3 separate regions of the Mus musculus genome follow, and all the other regions are linked to region 3. A link is a loop called in an ENCODE intact Hi-C map of the cell type or tissue named here. Cell type or tissue: left cerebral cortex. All regions are shown on one strand. Region 1 holds the start of Gm36445 (predicted gene, 36445). Region 2 holds the start of Zfp369 (zinc finger protein 369). Region 3 holds the start of Mfsd14b (major facilitator superfamily domain containing 14B).

Region 1 (8,000 bases), 130 kb before region 3:
TTCTGATACTTTCCACACTCCTTCAAAAGAGAACATAGATTCTAACAACAAAATCTCATTTTGATACCATTTTTTTGGGTTGTTAATGTTCTAACTTGCTACTCTGCTGCTGTGATTGAATCCTGAGTAAAATCATCTCAGGTAATAAATGGTTGTTGTACATGGTTCTGTCAGATCACAGTCCATCATTCTGGAAAGTTAAAATAGAAACTAAAGGCAGAGAATGAAGGGGAAAAAAACGAAAAACGAAGGACAAACACTGTTTCCTGGCTTGCTTTCTTGCTTGGTCACTGTCACATTCCCACCTAGCTTCATCTAGCCCAGACCCACTTGCATAGGAATATTGACACCCTCAGTAGAAGAGCCTTCCCATATCAATCATCAACACTCTCTCTCATAGATACAGAAAGCAGGCATTCTGCTGAGCGCACACCCTCAATTATAAGGCTCCTTCAAATGACTGTAGCTCTGAAATGTTGAAAATTTAAGACAATTATAACACAGAGACAGTAATAAATGAGGAACTTGTAAAAGCCCAAAACCTGAGCTAACCATTACAGGAGGTCCTGACACCACAAGAGGGAGTTGGAGTTGGGGCTGAGTCAGGACAAAATGGGAAATGCAGCTAGCTCAGAGCAAGGAAGGATACACTGAAATGGGGAGTTCAGAGCCTGTGCTGCCCTGGGGTGAGCTGTCTTTAACCCTGGGTTCCTAGGCCAGTGAAACTAAAGAGATGGCTAAAACAGCAGGAAGGTAAACAGAGGAGCAGATTGCCCAACAGACCTTGAAATAAGACTGCTGGTCTAAGGAAGATATGGTAACTTTGTTGGAATGGATGAAGAACTTTCTATCTACTGACAGCTCCAAGTTCAAAACTACAGAGTCACATATGGCCTGGGAACAGAGTCAATCACATGGGGGATAAATGAGGTCTTTGTCCTTTCCAACCTGTAAAACAGGGTAGGGAGAGCTTGATTTTGCCCTGGATGCTGTCTTGAAGAGCTTTCCGTCATGGGCAGTGTAGGTCCTGGTCCTCTTGGTAAGGATTTAACTCCAAGGTGAGTAACTAAATTGATTGGGATGGAAAGTCTCTTCCTCTCAGTCACAGAATAGTAGTGTCACACACATAAAAGACAGCCACAAGGGGGAGGTAAAGGCCACCCAGCAGATTCCTCCATTTGCACAGAGTAGAAAATGAAGATAGATAGGATGGCAGCTGTAAATTTGCTCTAACCTTCCGAGCAATTACTACCACGGGCACACCGTCCCCTATACCAGACTCTGGAACATCTTCCAAGCCCTTTGTGGCTATGACTCTCCAGAGTATCATTGCAGTGGTGTTCCACATTCGCTTTGGTCATCTCCCTCCACAAATACTCAAGAAAAATCCAAAAACCAAAACACACAGAGAAAAATTTGACAGACAAGCCACTGACACAAAGAACAACAATGACTCATCTTTACAGTCAGCCTTTTGCGATGATATCATAAACAGCCAGGGCCTGGGGGTTGAGGGGGTGCCCTGGGGGAAGAGGGGGCTGCGAGGAGGGGGAGAAATACAAGGCAGGGATGCTGCAGAGGAGGGGGGTGCTCCTCCCTGCAGGCCTGGACCTGCAGGGAGCAGGATGGAGAGGACAGTGGAAAGGCACAACTGCAGCATCAAAGGATGGGGCAGGGGCAGGGGGTGCCAGGGTCACAGGCAGAGATTCAGGCCACTCTTGACCCCTCTGGTCACTCTCACCCCCGCCCCATCCTGCCCCGCAGCAGCTTCGGCCCCGCCCCAGCCCCCACCCCTGGCAAGGAGATTAGCCGGAACATTTTTAGACTCAGGCCAAAGCAGCTGCTCAGAGATGACCCCGAAGACCAGGCTTTTGACCCCTCAGGTCTCTTTAGAGTCACTCTCAGGTGTGCTGGTTGGAACACAGCTATCAGGGTTGGTGCACCTCTCTCCCCCTTCCTTCCTGGCAGTGACCCTGTGAGGTCACACTGTCCGCCGTGGCCACGCCCCCTAACCATCGCCACTCAGGTCCCTAACGGGGACACGGAGCCCACACGTGGCATTCACGAAACAGCCCTGGGACACCCGTGATTCCGCCCTACCCACCCCCGCGCCTGCCCGAAGTCCTGCGGAACCAGGACAGAAAAACGAAGTTGCAACCCCAGGCCAGCTCCACCAGCGCCTACAGCACTGCAGGGTCATTCCAGTCACCACCCAAGGAACGGTCACGCGTGCCCGGGCGGGGGTCCGAGTTCGGCGGGGTGGGAGTGGGGGGTCACAGAGTGTCTCTGGGATGGCGCGGTGCTCCCTGTCCACTGAGGTAACCTCTGACATCCCACGTGACCCTTGACCTGTTATTTGGAGCTGCCCTCACACTTGACCCCGATAACATACGTGAACTCCTAACCTGTGACCCCAACATCTATATTGCCTTGTGACCCCGACTGTACCGGTATACGCCTATCTTCCTCCTCTCACAGCCTCGGCCACTCCACGTCCTGGTCCCTCCCCCACCCACCGGCTAGGGATTCCCATGACCTCAGATGTCCTCCTGTGACGTCACAACCCCCCGCCCCCCCCCGTCTAGGCTTCCACATTGTCACTCACCTCTCTAGGTCCTGTTGTCGTCGTCGTCCTCCTCCGGCCTCGTGCTGGTCGGGCGCAGGCGGGGGCGCCAAGGGACAGCGCGTGGGCAGGGTCAGAGGTCGAGTGGTGGGGTGTTGCGGCATCGTGGGTGGCGGGGTCGGGAGACTCGGAGTCACGAGTGGTTCACGGTTAGAGAGGTCAAGGGTCTTGGGGTCGGGGCTCGCAGGGTGGGGTATTACGGGGTCACGGGTGATCGAGTCAGAGGTCGCAGGGTCGGGGGTCGCGTCCTGGATGCGCCGCAGCCGGTCCGGCAGAGCGCGGTGTGTATTGGGATCGCGGATCCAGCACAGGAACAGCTGGTACATCTTAATCTGCAGCCGAGGCTGCAGCGGCTTCCCAGGCGGCATGGCGGCGACGGAGGTGCGGGATGGGCCAACAGACTGGCCCGAAGACCCGGGACACGTCCGCGGACACACAGACACACAGACGAACACACGGACCCCGGAACAACCGCTAAGATCTGAGGCTTAAAAACCGCGCTCTGGTACTAGTGATCTATTCCGGCGCGGCGTGATGGCGTCACAACCCCGCGACCAAAACAAAACGGCCACGCTGAGCGATAACTTACAGGGCTGAGACTATAACCAGGCGGCGTTGCTTTCGGCTAAAGGGGATCAGTTCACAGGGTACTAAAAGCGGGCGCGCAGCGATTGCGTCACCAGGCGGGAAGACAACAAAGAGGCGGTGCTGACGGACCCGGGCCAAGGAGTGAACAAGGTGGCTGCTGTCAAGTTTCGAAACAGTCTCGGCAGCCCCCGTCAAGAATGCGGGCCAGCAGTGATGGCGTCACTGGCTTCATCCAAAACAAGGCGGTCGCGCAGATGAACAGGGCGTGTGAGGGTACTGTCAGGAGCTGCAGCAGAAACAACAAAAACAAGAGGGCAGGCCCACCGTGAGACTTGGGTGGCCGGTGACAGCACGGACTTGCTTCGTCACATAACAACCCCTAGCGGGCTCACCAGTCCAGGGGAGTAGCCGCGAGGTCGCCCTCGCAGTCTCCCGAGGAGCTCGCGATGGTGGGATTGAGGGGGAAACGAAGAGACTTGTACGCATGCGCACTTCCAAACTCAAAGGCCAGTCCCACAACCAGGCGGTTGGACATGCGCACTAGTGCCCACTCGCTGAGGGGACCGGGACACATGCGCACTGGGTTTTCCATGCTACTGAGGCAACTACATAGTGCGATCTTCCAGTTGGCATGCGCATTGGGTGAGTTGCACGGTGCTGAGTAGCACCTGCACACTGTGAAGATGCTGGCTGAGCCTCCCCACGCCCTCAGGAAATCTTAGTCACTGAAACAGAGGCAGGGGCCTGGCTCTCGTCACTCAACCCTGTCAGTCACAGTGACAGAGGGCAGGACCAGGCTCCTGTCAGTCACCACGCCTGTCAATCACTGTGACAGAGGGCAGGACCCGGTTCCAGTCAGTCACCACCACACCTTCCCCACCCTTCCACCAGTGCTTGCCCGGATCTGGCTCAGAATTGAGTAGGAGGTAGGTGGGGCGGGCAGGAGCTGAGGCACAGAAACAGTGTGATTACGGAGCTGAGGGAGGGGGATGGCTAACCTTCCCAGCAATTAATATCAGGGGCACACTGTCCCCTATACCAGGCTCTGGAACATTTTCCAAGCCCCTGTGGTTACAATTCGGCAGGGGTCCCACTGTACCAGGATTCCAAGTTCCAACTAAAGAGTCAACTCCTTCCAGGAAGACTCAAGAAAAATCCGAAAACCAAGGCAAAAAGTTACAATGCCAACCAAGTGCTTGCTGACAGGAGCCTGATATAGCTGTCTCCTGATAGGCTTTGCCAGTGCCTGGCAAATACAGAAGTGGATGCTCACAGCCATCCATTGGACTGAGCATAGAAGTCCCCATTGGAGGAGCTATAGAAAGGATCCAAGGAGCTGAAGGGGTTTGCAGCTGACAGCTCAGGAACTTTGGGAAGGTCATGGAACACTTGCCCCTACAGAAGGGAGAGAGAGGCTAATTAACATTCTTCTGACCACAGGGCCAGAACCAACCTGTGTCTCCCATAGCTCACCTTCAGACAAGGGAAGTCCTTACCACATCATCCCCTAAAGACCAATCACTTTAAAAAGTCACACTGTTCTGCCAATTACATTGTGCCTAATGACTGCTGCCCTGAAAATGATATAAAACCTCACTGAAGGAGCTGCGCTCGGGGTTGCTGCCACTCCTTTGGGTCTGGGACAACCCCAGTGTCCTGGAACAACAAAGGACATCGTCTCTTCTGGTTCCATGTGGTTCATTCAAGGGGTCCCCAGTAAGCTAAGGCTCTCCGGAGTCTTACATAGCCCCATAGGAACAGCAATACCAACCAGTACCCCCAGAGCTCCCAGGGACTAAACCACCAACCAAAGAGTACACATCTCCATGGTTCCAGCTGCATATGTAGCAAAGGATTGCCTTGTGGGACATCAATGAGAGAAGAGGCCCTTGGTCCTGTGAAGGATCTATGACCCTGTGTAGGGGAATGCCAGGACATGGAAGCAGGAGTGGGTGTATTAGTGAGCAGGGGGTGGGGGGATGGGATGGGGTGTTTTCAGAGGGGAAATGAGGAAAGGATAACATTTCAAATGTAAATAAAATATCTAAACAATTTTTAAAAAAATGTTCTAAAAGAAATGGATAATTTCCTTTATAGATACCACTTACTAAAGTTGAATCAAGATCAGATAAACAGTATATATATATATATATATATATATATATATATATATATATATATAACCCTTGGTGAAATAGAATTCATTGAAAGACTCAACCAAAACATCCAGAGGATGGATGGTATTAGTGGAGAATCCAACCAACCAGATTTTCAAAAAGCCCTATCCTAAAAACATTTTAAAGTATTCTAAAAACTGAAATGGAAGAAATATTACCAATTCATCTTATGAAACCACAATTACCCTGGTACCCAGAGCATATAAATATTCAATAAAAAATTACAAAAATATCCCTCAAGAACATAAAAGCAACAGCACAAAATAAAATACGCTTAAAGAACAGACAAGATCACCCACAATGTTGGAGTAGGCTGCATTCCAGAGATGCATGGGTGGTTTAATATTCAAAAATCAATGAATGTAATCTCCATATAAATAGACATGAAACAAACATATAATAAACCACAGTATCATCATCTTAGACACCAATAAAGCCTTTGACAAAAAAATCCAACACTGGGGGCTGGCGAGACGGCTCAGCGGGTAAGAGCACTGACTGCTCTTCCAAAGGTCCTGAGGTCAAATTCCAGCAACCACATGGTGGCTCACAACCATCTGTAATGAGATCTGACGTCCTCTTCTGGAATGTATGAAGACAGCTACAGTGTACTTACATATAATAAATAAATCTTAAAAAAAATCCAACACACAAATCATGATAAAAGTCTTAGGATATCAGACATACAAGAGACATAATTAAACATAATAAAGGATATATACAGCAAGCCTATACCCAACATGAAATTATATGAAGAAAAACTCAAAACAATTCCATTAAAATCAATAACAAGTCAAGGATGTCCACTTACTTTCATATCTAGTCAATCATGTTCTTGAAGTTCTTGTTAGAACAATAAGACAACTGAAAGAGATCAAGAGGATATAATTAGGAAAGGAAGAACTCAAAGTATCCTAATTGGCAGGTGATATACAAAAGTGACTACAAAAATTCCATTATCAAACTCTTACAGTTGATAAAGTGTAAACACTTCCAGGAAATGGGTTAGATCCATGATTAACTTAAAAAAAATTCACTAGCCCACATATATAAAAATCACAAATGAACTGAAAAAAAATTGGACAAACAACACCTTTCACAATAACCTCAAATAATATAAAATAAATTGGAGTAACTGTAAAAAGCAAGTGAAACACTTGCATGATAAAAATTGCACCATTGAAGAAAGAAATTGTAGAATAAATCAGAAGATGTAAAAATCTCCCATGTTCATGGATCAATAGAATTAACCCAGCAAGAATAGCTATCCTATCAAAACCAATCTACAAATTCAACAGAGTCCCTACCAAAATTCCAACAAAATTGTATAAAAACTTTAAGAGGAAATTCCCACTTTATATGGCATAACCAAAACCCTGGGCAGCTAAAACAATCCCGATCAATAAAAGAACTGCATGGTATTAGCATAAAAGCACGCATTGATCGATGGAATCTAAGTGAATACCCACATATAATTTTACCCACATATATGGATGCCTGATTTTTTATGAGGATTCCAGAAGTACACAGTGGGAAAAAGACAGCACCGTCAATAAGTGGTGCTAGATAAACTATATCTCTTCATGTAGCTGCACATGGCTCCGCGCATGGTCACAGCGCCTCCAGGGAGTCATCCCAGAAGTCCTACAGATCCACAGAGCTGGGCAGGGCCCTCAGCATGCTTGGCTCCAGCTGGAACTTGGGATCGCCTGGGTAAAGGAGCCCGGCTGGGAGAGGGAAGGGGTCAGGGTGAGGAAGAGCGCTGGGATGAGGGGAGTGTCTCATGAGGTGGGGCCTAGCGCTGCTGGCAGGGCTAGACTGGCAGAGCTTAGGGAAAGTGGGCGGGACTATTGCTGATGCGTTGATGGGCAGGACACATAGATGGAGTTGGGATGGGACTTGTCAGAGATCATAGGTCATGGTGTGAGAAGACTGCAACCCCCAGCTGTGTGGGGTAGGCAAGGGGGCTTGATCCGGCCCCACCCCCATGCTCGCCCATCAGTCCATGAGTCCCCTCACCGCCTCTTCTTCCTGGGCCACCAGGAAATCAAACTCCTCAGCCTAGTACTTCTTCCAGTCCGAGAACATGTTGAAGAATGTGCCCACAAGCTTGCAGTGCTTTAGGACCGCAGTGTGGTCCGGCCTGGGGGAGGTAGTGGTCACCCCGGGGTCACACGCAAGGTCACCCATGATGTCATTCGGGGTCACAGAGTCACCCAGGGTCAGGGGTCGCCCGCGGAGTCACAGCATAAACTATGGGATCCTAGGGTTGCCCTCAAGGTCATTAGGGGTCACAGGATCACATGCAGATCCATTTAGCATCAAGGGCCATCCTCGGGGTCATTCAGAGTCACTCTGGGGGTCATAGGTCGCCCATGGAATCACAGTTCATCCAGGACATTCACAAGTCACCCTGGGCCATCACAGGTCACTCATAGAAGTCACAGGTCACTGTGGGATCCTGAGTCCCTCTCCGGTCACAGGTCACCCACAGGTCCCCCCTCGCTCCCCCCACCCCCCACGCTCACCCGGGCTGCGCTACTCGACCAGGTTGAGCACCTGACACTCAACCTATTCTCAACCTGTGGGTTACAGCCCACGCGGTTTATGGT
Region 2 (8,000 bases), 170 kb before region 3:
AACAACAACAACAAAAAACAGCAAAAAAACAATACCAGATGGGTTTAGTGCAGAGTTCTATCAGACCTTCAAAGAAGACCTAATTCCAACTCTCCTCAAACTATTCCACAAAATAGAAACAGAAGGTACTCTACCCAGTTCATTCTATGAAGCCACAATTACTCTGATACCTAAATCACACAAAGATCCAACAAAGAAAAAGAACTTCAGACCAATTTCCCTTATGAATATTGATGCAAAAATATTCAATAAAATTCTTGCAAACCAAATCCAAGAACACATCAAAACAATCATCATCATGACCAAGTAGGCTTCATCCCAGGGATGCAGGGATGGTTTAATATATGGAAATCAATCAATGTAATCCACTATATAAACTAACTCAAAGACAAAAATCACATGATCATCTTATTAGATGCTGAGAAAGCATTTGACAAAATCTAACACCCATTCATAATAAAAGTCATGGAAAGATCAGGAATTCAAGGCCCATACCTAAGCATAATAAAAGCAATCAACAACAAACCAGTAGCCAACAACATCAAACTAAATGGAGAGAAACTCGAAGAAATACCACTAAAATTGGGGACTAGACAAGGCTGCCCACTTTCTCCCTACCTATTCAATATAGTACTTGAAGTCCTAGCCAGAGCAATTCGACAACAATAGGAGATCAAGGGGATACAAATTGTAAAGGAAGAAGTCAAAATATTACTATTTGCAGATGATATGATAGTGACCCTAAAAATTCCACCAGAGAACTTCTAAACCTGATAAACAGCTTCAGTGCAGTAGCTGGATATAAAATTAACTCAAACAAATCAATTGCCTTTCTCTACACAAAGGATAAACAGGATGAGAAAGAAATTAGGGAAACAACACCCTTCACAATAGTCACAAACAATATAAAATACCTTGGTGTGACTCTAACTAAGGAAGTGAAAGATCTGTATGATAAGAACTTCAAGTCTTTGAAAAAAGAAATTGAAGATCTCAGAAGATGGAAAGATCTCCCATGCTCATGGATTAGCAGGATTGATATCATAAAAATGGCCATCTTGCTGAAAGCAATCTACAGATTCAATGCAATCCCCATCAAAATTCCAACTCAATTCTTCACTGAGTTAGAAAGGGCAATTTGCAAATTCATCTGGAATAACAAAAAATCAAGAATAGCAAAAACTATTCTCAACAATAAAAGAACCTCTGGTGGAATCACCATGCCTGACCTCAAGCTGCACTACAGAACAATTGTGATAAAAACTGCCTGGTGCTGGTATAGTGACAGACAAGTAGACCAATGGAATAGAATTGAAGACCCAGAAATGATCCCACTTGATTACAAGGTCACTTGATTACAAGGGAGTTAAAACCATCCAGTGGAAAAAAGACAGCATTTTCAACAAATGGTGCTGGCACAACTGGCAGTTATCATGTAGAAGAATGCTAATTGACCCATTCTTATCTCCTTGTACAAAGCTCAAGTCTAAGTGGATCAAAGACCTCCACATAAAACTGGAGACACTGAAATTTATAGAGAAGAAAGTGGGGAAAAACCTTGAAGATATGGGCACAGAGGAAAAATTCCTGAACAGAACAGCAATGGCTTGTGCTGTAAGATCAAGAATCGACTAATGGAACCTCATAAAATTGCAAAGCTTCTGTAGGGCAAAAAATACTATCAATAAGACAAAAAGGCCACCAAGAGATTGGGAAAGAATTTTTACCCATCCTAAATCTGATAGGGGACTAATACCCAATATATACAAAGAGCTCAAGAAGCTGAACTCCAGAAATTCAAATAACCCCATTAAAAAATGGGGTACAGAGTTAAACAAAGAATTCTCAATTGAGGAATACCGAAGGGCTCAGAGGCACTTGAAAAAATGTTCAACATCCTTAATCATCAGGGAAATGCAAATCAAAACAACCCTGAGATTCCTCCTCACACCAGTCAGAATGGATAGGACCAAAAATTCAGGTGACAGCAGATGCTGGCGAGGATGTGGAGAAAGAGGAACACTCCTCCATTGCAGGTGGGATTGCAAGCTTGTACAACCACTCTGGAAATCAGTCTGGCGGTTCCTCATTAAACTGGACATAGTACTACAGGAAGATCCAGCAATACCTCTCATGGGCATATACCCAGTAGATGTTCCAACTGGTAATAAGAACACATGCTCCACTATGTTCATAGCAGCCTTATTTATAATAGCCAGAAGCTGGAAAGAACCCAGATGTCCCTCAACAAAGGAATGGATATAAAAAAATGTGGTACTTTTACACAATGGAGTACTATTCAGCTATTAAAAACAATGAATTTATGAACTTCTTAGGCAAATGGATGGATCTGGAGGATATCATCCCGAGTGAGGTAATCCAATCACAAAACAAGTGTCTTGATATGCACTCACTGATAAGTGGATATTAGCCCAGAAACTTAGAATCCCCAAGATACAATTTGCCAAACACAAGAAAATCAAGAAGAGGGATGACCAATGTGTGGATACTTCATTCCTCCCTAGAATGGGGATGAAAATACCCATGGAAGGAGTTACAGAGACAAAGTTTGGAGCTAAGATGAAAGGATGGACCATCCAGAGACTGCTCCACCCGGTGGTTCATCCCATAATCAGCCAACAAACACAGACACTATTGCATATGCCAGCAAGATATTGCTGAAAGAACCCTGATACAGCTGTCTCTTGTGAGGCTATCCCAGTGCCTGGCAAATACAGAAGTGGATGCTCAAAGTCATCTGTAGGATGGAACACAGGGTCCCCAATGGAGGAGCTAGACAAAGTACCCAAGGAGCTGAAGGGTTCTGCAACCCTATAGGTGGAACAACAATATGAACTAACCAGTACCCCCAGAGCTCGTGTCACTAGCTGCATATGTAGCAGAAGATGGGCTAGTTGGCCATCATTGGGAAGAGAGGCCCCTTTGTCTTGCAAACTTTTTATGCCTCAGTACAGGAGAATCCCATGGCCAAGAAGTGGGAGTGAGTGGGTAGGGGAGCAGGGTGAGGGGAGGGTACAGGGGTAAATGAAGAAAATATCTAATAAAAAATTTAAAAAAAAAAGAAAATGTCAGAGTTGGGTGGGGGCAGGTAGAGTCAAGCCTGGCATTGAACTTCTAATCCTCCTCCACCTCTGAAGTCCTGGAATTAAAAGCGTGCTGCACCCACCCAAACAAGTGTTTATTAAAGTGGAGCCTGGCTTACCTACTGAAATCATGTTATTGAGGTTCTCCATCATGATTTCCCTGTACAGGCACTTCTGTTGGCGATCTAGCAGTGCCCACTCTTCCTCGGTAAATCTCAGTGATACATCTTCAAACTTCACAGATTCCTAAAAGCCATAAGATGCAGTTCAGCCGCAGGTTTTCCTCTTCCATGGTGTCAGAAAAATAGAAAGGCTGAGCAAGATGACCCAGCTACATTTTACTTATCTCATGTTCCTTTGTCTGAATCCTTGAGCAAATCGGTCTGACACTAATCAGGGGACAAGTGAGACTGTGGTCTATGAAAACCTGTTCATTTCTCACTAACCAGGGGATAGGACTGTTGGCTCCCATCTATACCTCTTTTCTTGTTTTTGAATTATCACTTCTTTAAAGTAGCTGCTGAAAACTAAACATGAGCCTCTTATCTTCTAACACCTGTCAGTTTCTCTCAACCAGATCCCCAGCTTTTGTTGTTGTTGTTGTTGTTCTGTCGAGATAGGGTTTCTCTGTATAGCCCTGGCTGTCCTGGAACTCACTCTGTAGACCAGGCTGGCCTCAAACTCAGAAATCGGGCCTGCCTCTGCCTCCCAAGTGCTGGGATTAAAGGCTTGTGCCACCAAAGCCTGGCCAGATCCCCAGCTTTAAAAAAAAAAAAAAAAAAAGTTGAAAAGGACTGGTGAGATGGCTCAGTGGGTAAAGGCTACCAAGCCTGAGTTTGATTGATCTCCAGGACTCATGTTGAAAGAAGGGTAGCAATCCGGAAAGGTGCCCACAAGCAGGCAATAGCACACATGTGCATACCCACACACAAAATAAATGTAATAGAAACATTTTTTGTTTTTGAATTGAAAAGCTTCAATCTGGCTTGCCTCAATCTGGCTTGCCAGTTCCAGTTCAGAAATCGGTTTGTTTGTTTCTTCTATTCTAACCCCCCTCTTGGGCAGTCCTTCAACTCCTCCCGTAACTCTAGGGTATTTGAGAGCAAACATCTCACCACTAGCCGGCCCCTGAGCCGTCACAAAAGCTGAAAAGAAGCCTTTACTCACATGGGGCCAGGTTGTTGGAAGCGTGGAAGCCATACTGTCCTCAGTGTTCTCTAGCGGTAGGAGGCAGAATGCTGATCGTCCTGAAGGTGGAAGAGGCACTAAGGAATGTGCCCAGTGGCTCCCCCACTTCTGCCCATATTCCGACCTCTGCAGGACATAACCAGTCCGCCCCAAAATTGCCAAGTGCCCAGTGAGTCCTCTCCCCGACTCCCATAAGCTTACAAAACAGGTTCCCCTCTAACCGAGAGGGGATGGTTGATGTCCTCCAATCCAGAATGCGGTCGGTTTTCTTAAACCGTGTTCCCCATCTAGAACGGGATGCCTCCTCAGGATCCGGACCCACGACTACACACCTTCTCCGGGGTCCATAGAAGTGGAGCCACTAACGAAGCCGACACTGGACTCCGGAGGCTGCAAATGAAACAGAAGATAGGAGTTGTCCCCGACGGGCTTTCACGCAGCGTTACGAGTGCTTGCGATAAACACAATGGCTCTTGCCTGTCGGTCTAGCCCCTGAGTCGGCTCGCTGGTCCGGACTACAACTCCCAGGCGCCCCCGCGGACGTCGAGCGGCGGCAATCTGTTGGCGTCCTTCCTGTTGGCAGGCTAAGCCGAAGTCCGTAAGCGTCTGCTACTGGCTGCTAAAGAACTAGGATGAAGCCTTTGAAGGAGGCTACTAAGATGCTAAGCATCTCCGTGGACAGAGACCGAGACTAGGAGGGAGTCGAACCCACTAACAGGAGCAAATGAACTTGGACAAACCGGAAGAAGTGCTGGTGTTAGATCGGCTGGGGGATGCTCGCCTTGTAGCAGAGTAAGGAGGGCGGAAGGAGGGCGGAAGGAGGGGACACACAGAATACACAGCTCGACTAGTGTAGAGGGGAGGGACCCGGATGGGGACTGGCTGTGGGTCGAAGGCAAGAGAAGACAAAGTCATTTAACCGAGTTTCCTTAGGGGAAGGAGAAAAGAATGCAATCGTGCTGTAGTTTCAGCGGTGTCCTTAAAGGGAGAGGAAGAAAGGACTAAACCGTAGAAACAGAAAGCCATTAGGCATTGGAATTAAAATTTTACTCGTTTCTATGAGAGGACAGGCGTTTGCGTCCAGATCTGTAGAGTGAGCAGGGTTGTATGGTTTAGGCAGGGTTGTATGGTCTTACAACGTTTAGGTGGTAAGTGTGGAGACCTGGTGGACTTGAAGGATATGGTAGGCTACACTAAATGTCCTCTCCAGTTTTCCCCAGCAGAGGAAGGGATGTAGTGAAAATTCTAGAATTTTGGTTTCTTGAAAAAAAAAAAAACCAAATATTATAAGAAGGTGCTTTTATTTTGATTCCGGGTATAGGGACGTAGGGCTGCTTCCGACTGCCTGAAGCAACTGACCATGATTTATTTGCCTTGTGCTCTAGCAGAATCGCGGTTCTGTCTGCAGCAGAGTTTTGGTAATTGTGTTATATTTGGAACTCTGGGAACTTTTCAGAGGGTATATAAATGTTAGAGCCCGATAGGCTGGGGGCTGGGGTGGGCCAGTTGTTGGTTGTATAGGGAGGAGGTTGGTTGTAGTTTGTTAGTAGCTGAGGCCAAAGGAGAAGCAAGAGAAAAGAAATCAGATTCGGGGATCTTCCTAATCACTCTCTCCCCTCTACTCTTGTTCCTTTCCTGTCTAGTGTTAGGGGGTAGAAAGGGGGGTAAGGATAATAATGGGAGGAAAAAGAGAACCGACAAAGTAGCAAAGACCAGTTACAAAGGGACACGGAGGATCAGAGATGTATGAGGAGAATTAAAATTACCCTCAGTCCCAGGGAGGCTAACTGTAAATATCCATGCATATGGAGAGCTCTTAGGGCAGCTTCTAGGAATTTGGCAGAAATTTGACATTAGACTAGAACACAGAAGTAGGCTCAGGCAAGAATTTGACTTTGGGCTAGGACAAGAAAGTAGGCTCAAGATCTTGATCATCTTGTAAGTCCCTGAATACCACGGGACCTTGTTTATTGCCTTGTTTGTTCCTTGACTGAAAACTGACCTTATTCTCTGCATGTACTTAGAATGGCATAAAAACAGACTGGAGAAAAATAAACCCACTTCAGCCTCTGCACAGGTTTGAGTGGTATTAAGTCTAATTGTCTTTTTCTTTTCAATCCTCACTCCCTCCCTTGAGACCCTGTTGACTGACTGAGCTGGCTTGATCACACACAGGGATTCATTTGTACGATACACATCAAGAGGATGTGGGTTCTGGTAATGCCAGTTATTAGGTAACCTGTGACTAGGTTTGTTCCTATTGGCAGATTAGATTGGGGGAACCTGAAGTCTGCCCCTGATCATAATTTGGTATGTTTGTAACTCTAGACAGCTCAGAACAACAAAGAATTCTGTTGTGTTCCTTATACTGTCTAGTATTCTATTCCTAGGGTCTCTTTATATTCTGTTCTGATTTATGTAATCTTGTCTTATTTGGGATCCAGACATACTGATGCCTAGAGCCTAGCGACCTATCCTTCTCAACCCAGGGTTTATGTATTCCTTTGAGGTTTCTAAATAGGGTTGGCAACACTGTGTCTAACTGTGGTCATGCTTCTTATTCTTACGGCTAAAATAGACTACATATTGTTCTTAATGTTTTTTTAAATTTTATTTTATGTATATGTGTACACTGTAGCTATCTTCCGATGCATCAGAAGAGGGCGTCAGATCTCATTACAGATGGTTGTGAGCCACCATGTGGTTGCTGGGAATTGAACTCGGGACATCAGGAAGAAGAGTCAGTGCTCTTAACTGCTGAGCCATCTCTCTAGCCCTGTTAATTTTTTCTGCAATTAATTTTTATATTTGGTATTGACTCAGATTATTATGCCACTTTTACTATGATAATACTTCCTTGGAATTTTTCATTCATTCATTCATTCCATTTCATCCTGGATCACATATATCCCAGACTGTCCTTGAACTTTGTAGTTAAGGTTAACCTTGAATTCCTAATCTTCTTGCTTGCACCTTCCTAGAGCAAGGAGTACAGATGTGGGCCACGGTGCTCATCTTTCTGTGGTGCTGGTATCGGAACTCAGAGCTTTGTGGCATATTAGGCAAACACCGATGACTGAGCTAAATCGTTAGCCCTCCTTAGAATCTCGTAGCTTTCAGAAGGACCATACCCATTGAATAAGTAATTGGTTCCTGTTTTAATATTTCAAATTAAATAACCCTGGCTGTTTGGCAGACTATTATTGTGTGACAGAGTTGTGGAAAATAGTCATTGACCGACGGGTTTTATTTTAGATGTCAGTGTGAGTTTGTTTATGAGGATCATCCAATGGTTCAATAGAGAGAGAGCTTTATTATTTTAAGGAGGCAAGTTCTCTTTTCAGTTAAAAGTTGGTTCTTATTTTTAAATGTTAAAGCTGGGTGGTGGTGTTGCACACCTTTAGTCCCAGTACTTTGGGAGGCAGAGGCAGGTGGCTCTCTGTAAGTTCAAGCCTAGCCTACTTAGTCTACAGGGTGAGCTCCAGGACAGCCAGGAATGCACAGAGAAAGAAACCCTGTCTTGAAAAACAAACAAACCAAAACAGTTCATTAATTTTTTTGTTTGATTTAGTGTGTGTGTGTGTGTGTTTATGTGTGTGTGTGTGTGTGTGCGTGTGTGCGCGCGCGTGCGCGCATGCACATGCACATTCATACCACAGTGTACATGTGGAGTCAGGGGAAAGCTTTCAGGAATTGGTTTTGTCCTTC
Region 3 (8,000 bases):
TTTTGGTTGTTTTTTGTTTTGTTTTGTTTTGTTTTTTTGCTTTTGTTGAGACAGGGTGACACTATGTAGCTCCAGCTTTCCTGGAACTCACTATGTAGATCTGACTGGCTTTGCACTCACAGAGACCTGTCTGCCTCTGGAGTTCTAGGATTAAAGGTGTGAGCCAATACATCTGGCTTGGGTTCTTTGGTTAATGAGATAAATTTAGTGTAGACACATTTTTTGCATAATTTTTCTACCAAGTCATAATCCTGTAAATGTTAAAGAAAAAGCTTGCACGAAATGCACAGAAGGTGCAAGCAAAGAGAAGGTGATACTAAGAGCCACTATGGCCAACAGCTGGTGAGAAGATACCTGAGCTAAGTGTTGATGTAACAGGAGCTGTTGCCATGCTGGAGAGGAAAGAGAAAAGGAGGATTTGAAGTTAAGAAGCATCACGAGGCAAAGGAACAATATGACATAGGTAATAGATGGTGTCAAATGAGGCTGAGACACAGGAAGAAGTCAGAGCCTGAGCTGCCCAGGTCATAATAACGAGCAGTCTAATCCTGCATGAAAGCACAGATGTAATATAATAAGATACTTTTGTGTTTTAGAAAGACTTATTTTGTCTGCAGAATGGATGCTTATCTGAAAATGAACCTAAAAGATAAAGATGCTATACAGGTAAGTAAAACGAAGGCTATGAATTGAGGCAATGATGTAGTGAAGAGCAGGCACAGAGTGATTTGTCATAAATAGGGCACAGTGGTTACTTGGATGTAAGTGGGAGTGGGAAAAGAAGGGTAGGAGGTGAGTGAGATAGATAGAACATTTGATTAGTGATCACAAGGAGTGGCTGAGATAAGGAAGGAGTGACCTACATTAATACTAGTTTCTACTTTGGGTGTAGAGATAGTACTGCTCATATTGTAAATAATGCAGAGACAGCAATTAGCAGCTGCATATATCTTGAAGATGAGAAACAGGGATAATAGCAAGCAGGTCCTAATTTTTTTACATAGTTTACACACGTTAGAGAACTAACTCTTTGTCTACCCGGGCAACTTGAACATCTATCTTTCCTTTTTTTTTTTTCCAGACAGGGTCTCAGTATGTAACCCTGGTAGGCTTGGCACTTTCTAAGTTGACCAGGATGGCCTTGCCTTGCCTTTGCCTACAGAGTACTAGAAATTAAAGCCAAGTACCATCATACTCAACCTATCTTTTCTTATCAAATGCTAGTTCACTCACTATGGAAGTCTCCCCAAACTTCTTTTTAAAAAAGATTTATTTTATTTATATGAATACACTTTAGCTGACTTCAAACACACCAGAGGAAAGGTATCAGATCCCATTACAAATGGTTGTAGCCACCATGTGGTTGCTAGGAATTGAAGACCTCTGGAAGCACAGTTAGTGTTCTTAAACACTGAGCCATCTCGCCAGCCCTCTCTCCATACTTTTTATGTTGAAATTTTAAGATATTAATTCATGTTCTGAGAATAAGAGTAGTGTCTATATCTATACCTATATCTATACCTATATCATCTCTCTCTCTCTATCTATATCTGCGGAAATCTAATGAGAAGAAATAATTTTCATTTTGTTTTTTAACCCAAAGTTATTTTCCACGCTGAAAGAGATGTTTCCTCTTGTGTATCTTTTTATTAATATGAATCTAAGTCATGAGTCAATACAGAGTACTCCTGGACCAAACATGGTAATACTGGTTAGTGAGAATCATTATTTTTCTAATTCTATAAGATGCCAAATTATGTGGAATACATGGTATTCACTTGAATTAGAACATAATCAATTTCCATGATTTAAATGCCATACAATAAACAATCTCTAAAAAAATTATTTCATAAAGGGCTAGCGAGATGGTTTAGAGAAAAAGGAAATTTATTCCAAGCCTGAATGCCTGAGTTCAATGCTAGGGACTCATGTGGTGAAAGAAGTAAAGAAACCCCTAAAAGTTCTTCTCTAACCTCCACACATGAGCTGTACTCACATAGATACATAAAACAACATACCCAGCAATAAATTTAATTTCATTTATTATTATTTATTTATTATTATTTTTTTTAAAGAAGTGGTGAGGCCTGGTAGTATAGACCTTTATTCACCCACTCAGGAGGAAGTGGTAGGTAGACTTCTGTGAATTCAAGGCCAGCCTAATCTACATAGGTATTTCCAGGATAGCTAGGGCTACTTAGTTAACTCCAGCTCCAAAGATAAACAAACAAAACGAAACAAATCTGTACAGATTGCTTAATGACTATGAGCCCATACTGCTCTTTCAGAAGATTTGAGTTTGATTCCCAAGATAGGAGTTCAGTTCTCAGTTCCTATGCAGGGTGGATCACAACTTCCAGTAGCCCTACCTCCAGGGAATAGGCCACTTTTTAAAGGCATCCATGATTACCCATGTGCATCACACATCCATATAACACTCAGACTTATGTATATAAATAAAAATAAAAATGGCTTAAAGGTGGTGCACTTGATGAGTTTCATGTCCCAACACTACACATCAAGGCATCAAACATGGTTATATATACTTGCATGTGTACATGTTTTCCCTGCATGTGTGTATGTGTGTGTGTACCATGTATATGCTAAGGCCAGAGAGTGTGTCAGACCCCCAAATCTTGAGTTACAGTTGTGTGATGCCACACTGGTGCTGGTGCTGGGAACAGAACTTCTGTCCTCTGCAAGGACAGCAAGTGCTTTTAGTTTTGCGTCATCCCTCCAGTCCTCCAGGTTACATTTAAATCATTGCAGTTCAATTTGAGTTTTCACAAACTGGAATTTATTCAAAGAATATCTGAAAGACACGAGGTCCAGGCTGGCATTTTAACCAAATGGTATTAGATGTTTTTGTGTAGGTAGTATAGAGGGCAGGCTCAGAATCAACAAAACATGGTTGAAACAGAAGGAAAACTTAGGCTCATTAAAGGATATTGAGAAGCCAGCCCATCTCAATTCGAGTCTATAGCCAAGTTAAGTTTCTGTTTACTATAAAACTTGAAGTTTATATATTTCTCAGAGATGGGCTGCACCCTAGCCCAGTAACCATAGAATGTACTGTAATACCTCCCGCCCCAGCTACCTGTTTTTGAGAATGTTCTATACCAATACCCATTGTTCCATGACCCACTTTAACCTTGACCACCTGGTTTCACTTCTGTATCTACGATTCCATGCAAAATCCCCCACCCCATGGTTTTGCCCTATATAAAGGGCTTGAGAAGTTGGCTTGGGGCTGGTATTGTGAACCCCGTTTTAGGGGGAGACAGCTGCTGATTTGTCTCTGGTTTGTACACAATAAATCTTGCTTTAAACTGGCCATAATTTGGGTTGGTGATCTTTCGATTCACGTCTGTGAGATTAACAATATAATTTACAAAAATGACAGAAATCTGTAAATGTGCTTGACTTGTTTAAACATTCTGTCTCCAGTTATATTTAACAATTAAGAACAATGTCCAGTGTGGTGGCTTAAACCGACACCCAGCATATGGAAAACTGAGGCAAGATCATCAACATGTATTTAAGGCCAGCCTGGGTCATATATGAAGAAGGGTTGAGGACAATCTGCCTGAGATTGTGGATAAGAAAGTTCTAGGTTTAGTAAGTGCGAGCGTGCGTGCTTGCCTCTGGGGAGTGAGCATAGCTAGAGCCTATTGGAATACCAGGGAAGTGCTCTACCACTGAGCAATATATTCTGTGTAATTTTCTGTTAATCAGTGCATGGTTGGAGGCTTCTGAAATCCTGTCAATTGTAGACCACTTCCCCATTGCAGGATTACAGTTCCAGGGGCTGTGTGTCAGTTTGTTCTTTTTATAACTATCATCCTAGGAAAGGGGATAACATTTGAAATGTAAATAAAGAAAATATCTAGTAAAAAATCATTTACTTGGGGTAGGGGCTGGAAAGAACTCAGTTCCTATGCTACCTAAGGACCCAAGTCAGATCCCTAAAACCCACGAAAAGGGGGAAGGTGGGATGACGTGCAGTTGGAATTCTAGCCCGGGGTAGGAGTAAACAGTCCCTAGGACTCGCGGGCAGTCTAATCCAATCAGGAACGCTTTGGGTCCTTCCAGTCTCCGTTAAAATCTATAGGCCTGGAGTCCCTAGAAGATGACGCAGTTTTGATGCGCTACGCAGTCTGGGCGGAGCTTGCCCGAGCTTCTGGAGAGGGGTGGGCGTTCTAGGCGGGAGCTGCCTTTGCTGAGTTCTCCGGGCGGGACGCCGTCTCCCGACTGTTCGGGCGCTACTGAAAACTACTCACTGCCAGTGTCGGGGTCCTGTGTTCACGACCACCACTGAATAGTTGAGGGCCCTGTTCGCTTCCTGCACGGATCCAGCCTCGGCGTCCTCTCAGCAGCCGGTGTCGCCACTGGCGCCGCCGCCCGAGCGGCAGGCCGCTGCGGATCGCGGAGCCCATGAAGGCTCGGGCCCCGCCGCCGCAGTGGCGGCGTCGCCAGTGTCTTGGAGCGCTCCGAACCTGCTCTGGCATGACGGCGGCATGAGCACGGACGGGGAGTCGCCGGAGGAGCCGAGGTGGAAGGCGGTGGCCTCACCCAAGGCGTCAACCATGCCTGAGAAGCGCGGGAGCGCTCAGGCCGCGAGCGGCAGCTGGGTAAGTTTTGACTGGGTTCGGACAGGGACTCTGGGATTGTGGCTGTTCTAGGAGAGCCAGGTTCTTTGAAAAGCTGGCTTTCCTATCAACTCCTCCCCAGACGAACCTCTAGGAGATTTGGTTATTGATTCAAAAGCCACCAGACGCGGGACAGTAATATAATTTGGATATAATTCTGTGCAAATTGACAGAAATCTTCTGGGCACAGATTTTGTCCACAGCAACTTAGACAGTGTGTGTGTGTCAGTCTGTCTTAAAGCCTTCATTTTTCGCAGTCTCCGGAATTGCCTACAGGGATGCTGGAGGTCAAAGTGGGAGGCGCCTGATACTTCCTCCTCCTCTGGGTTTCAGAAGTGGCCTTAGTGTAGTAAGAGGAAGCTGAAGATCTCTGTACCTGAAGGTGAAAGTTCAGCCTGATCTCCTTTAGTGACATGTAAAGTTGAGATGAGTTTGACAGCTAGGGAAGGCTTATTTTCCTTGACCTGGATTCACAGTACAGACCTTACCAGTGCCACTTTTTCTTCTTCTTCTTTTAATGGTTGGAAACTAAGCACAGGGACTAATGTCATTTCTTCAGTCATAAGTATAAAAAGGATTTTTGGGGAAGGATCTACTTAGGACTTAAAACTTAAAGTTTTGCAGTGAATTGAGTACAAACTCTTGCAACTATGGGAAAGTTTGTTCAATGAGAAATAGGAATTTATTTAAATATGATATGTGTGGTCATGTGTTTTTCCTGTTTTTAAGCTTGCATATTTAATTTCTGTTAAAGAATACTAAGTGGTTCCAAGTGCATACTTGACTGTGTGAATTCATCTTTGGTACAATTGGGAGGGTAGAGAATTAGTAGTATGCAGAATGAAATCTCAAGTCAAAATTCAAACATGCAAAAATTTTGAGGTAAAACAGAACCACATACTATATCACATAGTATATTTTAGTAAGGGCTTACTAGGTACAAAATTGCTGCAACTCTCAAAAGTCTGCCAAGTACAGACCTTAAAGTCTTGTTCTGTCTGCATTCTTGTGGCTCATTTCCTTGATGTTTTAGACCTAGAGTAGAGCTGGCTTTTAGTCCTGATTCTACCAGAGTTTTACCACTCAGTGCCTGATCTGTTAAATGGTCATGTATTGAAGAAGCATAGGGGGATAATTTTTTTTCCCAAAGCTAAGGTTTTTCTAATGTAGAAAGCTTACCTTGTGGGGTAATTTCTGTAAAATTGGTTTTTCTCATTAAATAGGTTACACTTTACTTTCTAAATGAAACTAAATTACCAGTTCACCTTCTTGGCTTCCACTAGTGGATGGACAGTACTAATTAGTGGACAAGCCAAGCCAAGCCCAAGGAATGTGCCAGCTAGAAGTCAGTGTAGGGTATTTTTTCTCTATTTCTTTCTACCTGACTCTTTTAAATTTGTTTTATATATTTACTGTTTATGTATACTGTGTGTGGGTTCAAGAGCACATATGTTTTGAAACCTTATGTTTTGAAACCAAAGCTCCTTCAACGTGGAGCTCACAGCCTTTCTAGACTGGCTGGTTAGTGAGTCTCAAGGATCCTCCTATCTCTGCTTCGTACACTCATCCCATCCCTTCTCTGTATAGCCCTGGCTGTCCTGGAACTCAATTTGTAGACCAGGCTGGCTTCGAACTCAGAAATCCGCCTGCCTCTGCCTCCCGAGTGCTAGGATTAAAGGCGTGTGCCACCACACCTGGCTACATCCCATCCCTTCCTGCTAATCCCAGTACTTGGGTTACCAGCACATTCACCTTGCCCAGCTTTTTATATATATATTAGATATGAACTCAGATCCTTTTGGCTTGTATGTCAGGTATTTACAGAACTATCTCCTCAGCCCATGTATGGATTCTGAATGGTCATACTCTCCTTGTGAGCCCTTACCATGATAAAAAATATTCAGTTCTTTCCCATTTTCTAATTTAGAAAGGAGCCAGACCCCAGTCTAAAACCAATGTGCTTGAAACAAGAACTTTGGTGGTGTTATTTATTCAAAGAAACCTAGACTCTGTTTATTCACTTACCTTTCTATGGATCCTAATGCTTATCTAATTTTGGGCAAAGGTAAATTACTCACATTCTTTCCTCAACTTTGGGAGTAGTAGATCCAGTCATATTTGGTTAATGAGAATGCTGGTTTTTTATTCTTTTTTCTTTTCTTTTTTTACCATATAGTTAATGAGGTAACTTAGCATGTATAGGGCTAGATGGAAAGTGTAAAAACAACAGATATCTTTAATCATTGGTGCTTATGCATGTCATATGCCAGAATTTCCAAGTTATATATTTTTTAGTTTTCATAGTTTTTTCCAGAATTACTTTCAAATACTGTAACTTCCATGATTTGATTTTATTCTAATGAGTTATTCCGAGGAATACTTGTACTTTTGGATTCTTTGATATTACTACTAATCATAGGGAAGACTGCCTGGGCACAGGACTCTTATTTCACCAGCAATTTTTTTTCTACCTCATTAGCAAAAAGATAAATGAACTTGAAAAACATTGTCAGAAAGACACCATCTGATAAATAGGAGGGACCTAAGCATTCTTGGAGTCAGGCATTTTTTCCATGAGATCCTTTGTCTAAAACAGGGGAGTCTGTCAGTTTAGCTTACATTTTACTCTTTCTGTTCTTCCTTGCTATGAATTAATACACAATTTCAGGTATTTTATCAAAACCATTTTAATTATTGAATATATATTTTATGTTATATATAGTTTTTATAGCCAAGTAAAGTAAGTTGTTTAACAGTCATTTAATTTTTTGATTATTTTATTTTATGCTTATGAGTGTATTGCTTGCATGTATGTATATGTGCTTGGTGCCTGCAGAGGTAGAGGAAAGCTTTGGTTCCCTGGAACTAGAGAGATGAATGGTTGTGCACCACCATGTGGGTACTAGAACCAGATCAGGATCCTCTTGAAGAGCAGCAAGTGCTCTTAACAGCTTGAGCCATCTCTCTAGTCTTGCAGCCATTTATTCTTGGGCACCTGATGACAGTTAATGATTTATTGCAAAGAAAATAGACTGTTCAGTGTAATATACCAAGATTTGTTTATGGAATGGACTCCAAGAAGCCAATATTTGGATTTCAGTAAAGGGCACTGATTAAGAGATTCATACAATCAGTACTATTCTAGTGACATTTGATGTCTCTTGAAATAACTCAGTAGGAAAAATTGCTTGTGGCAATTTTTATTTTTAATTTATCATGTAGACCTGACATTTCTCAGCACTCTGGTAAAAAGTTTATCAGTCTCAGTTTAGACAACTATAAAGTCTAAATATAAACCAACTATGTGTGATGGAGATCTTTAGACAATATTTAATTCTTTAAATATAAAGC

What was found. Peaks named below come from ENCODE experiments on the same cell type or tissue, not always from the same donor. Only the 100,000 strongest peaks of a DNase experiment are listed, where the experiment ranks them.
Region 1: it touches region 3 in a loop (7-fold over the local background); 16 of 42 quality-filtered maps call a loop at or near these places.
Region 2: a loop joins it to region 3, with 3 times the contacts of the local background. A loop is called at or near these places in 10 of 42 quality-filtered maps.

Annotation. Positions count from the first base shown.
Region 1 is chr13:65,236,621-65,244,620 of GRCm38, reverse strand. Gm36445 (predicted gene, 36445) reads right to left here and starts at 3,106. Exons shown (of 4, transcript NR_165655.1): 1 at 2,449-3,106. In left cerebral cortex, a CTCF peak has its summit at 1,148 (motif pointing right); DNase peaks (open chromatin) are centred at 2,446, 3,296, 3,753, 4,365 and 1 more place; H3K4me3 peaks cover 2,348 bases; H3K27ac peaks cover 1,356 bases.
Region 2 is chr13:65,275,612-65,283,611 of GRCm38, reverse strand. Zfp369 (zinc finger protein 369) reads right to left here and starts at 4,758. Exons shown (of 8, transcript NM_178364.5): 1 at 4,625-4,758; 2 at 4,272-4,351; 3 at 3,224-3,350. The coding sequence starts at 4,640. In left cerebral cortex, a CTCF peak has its summit at 4,313; DNase peaks (open chromatin) are centred at 4,357, 4,895 and 5,073; H3K4me3 peaks cover 2,298 bases; H3K27ac peaks cover 1,677 bases.
Region 3 is chr13:65,109,135-65,117,134 of GRCm38, reverse strand. Mfsd14b (major facilitator superfamily domain containing 14B) reads left to right here and starts at 4,153. Exons shown (of 12, transcript NM_133680.3): 1 at 4,153-4,631. The coding sequence starts at 4,518. In left cerebral cortex, a CTCF peak has its summit at 3,662; DNase peaks (open chromatin) are centred at 4,141 and 4,942; H3K4me3 peaks cover 1,725 bases; H3K27ac peaks cover 1,197 bases.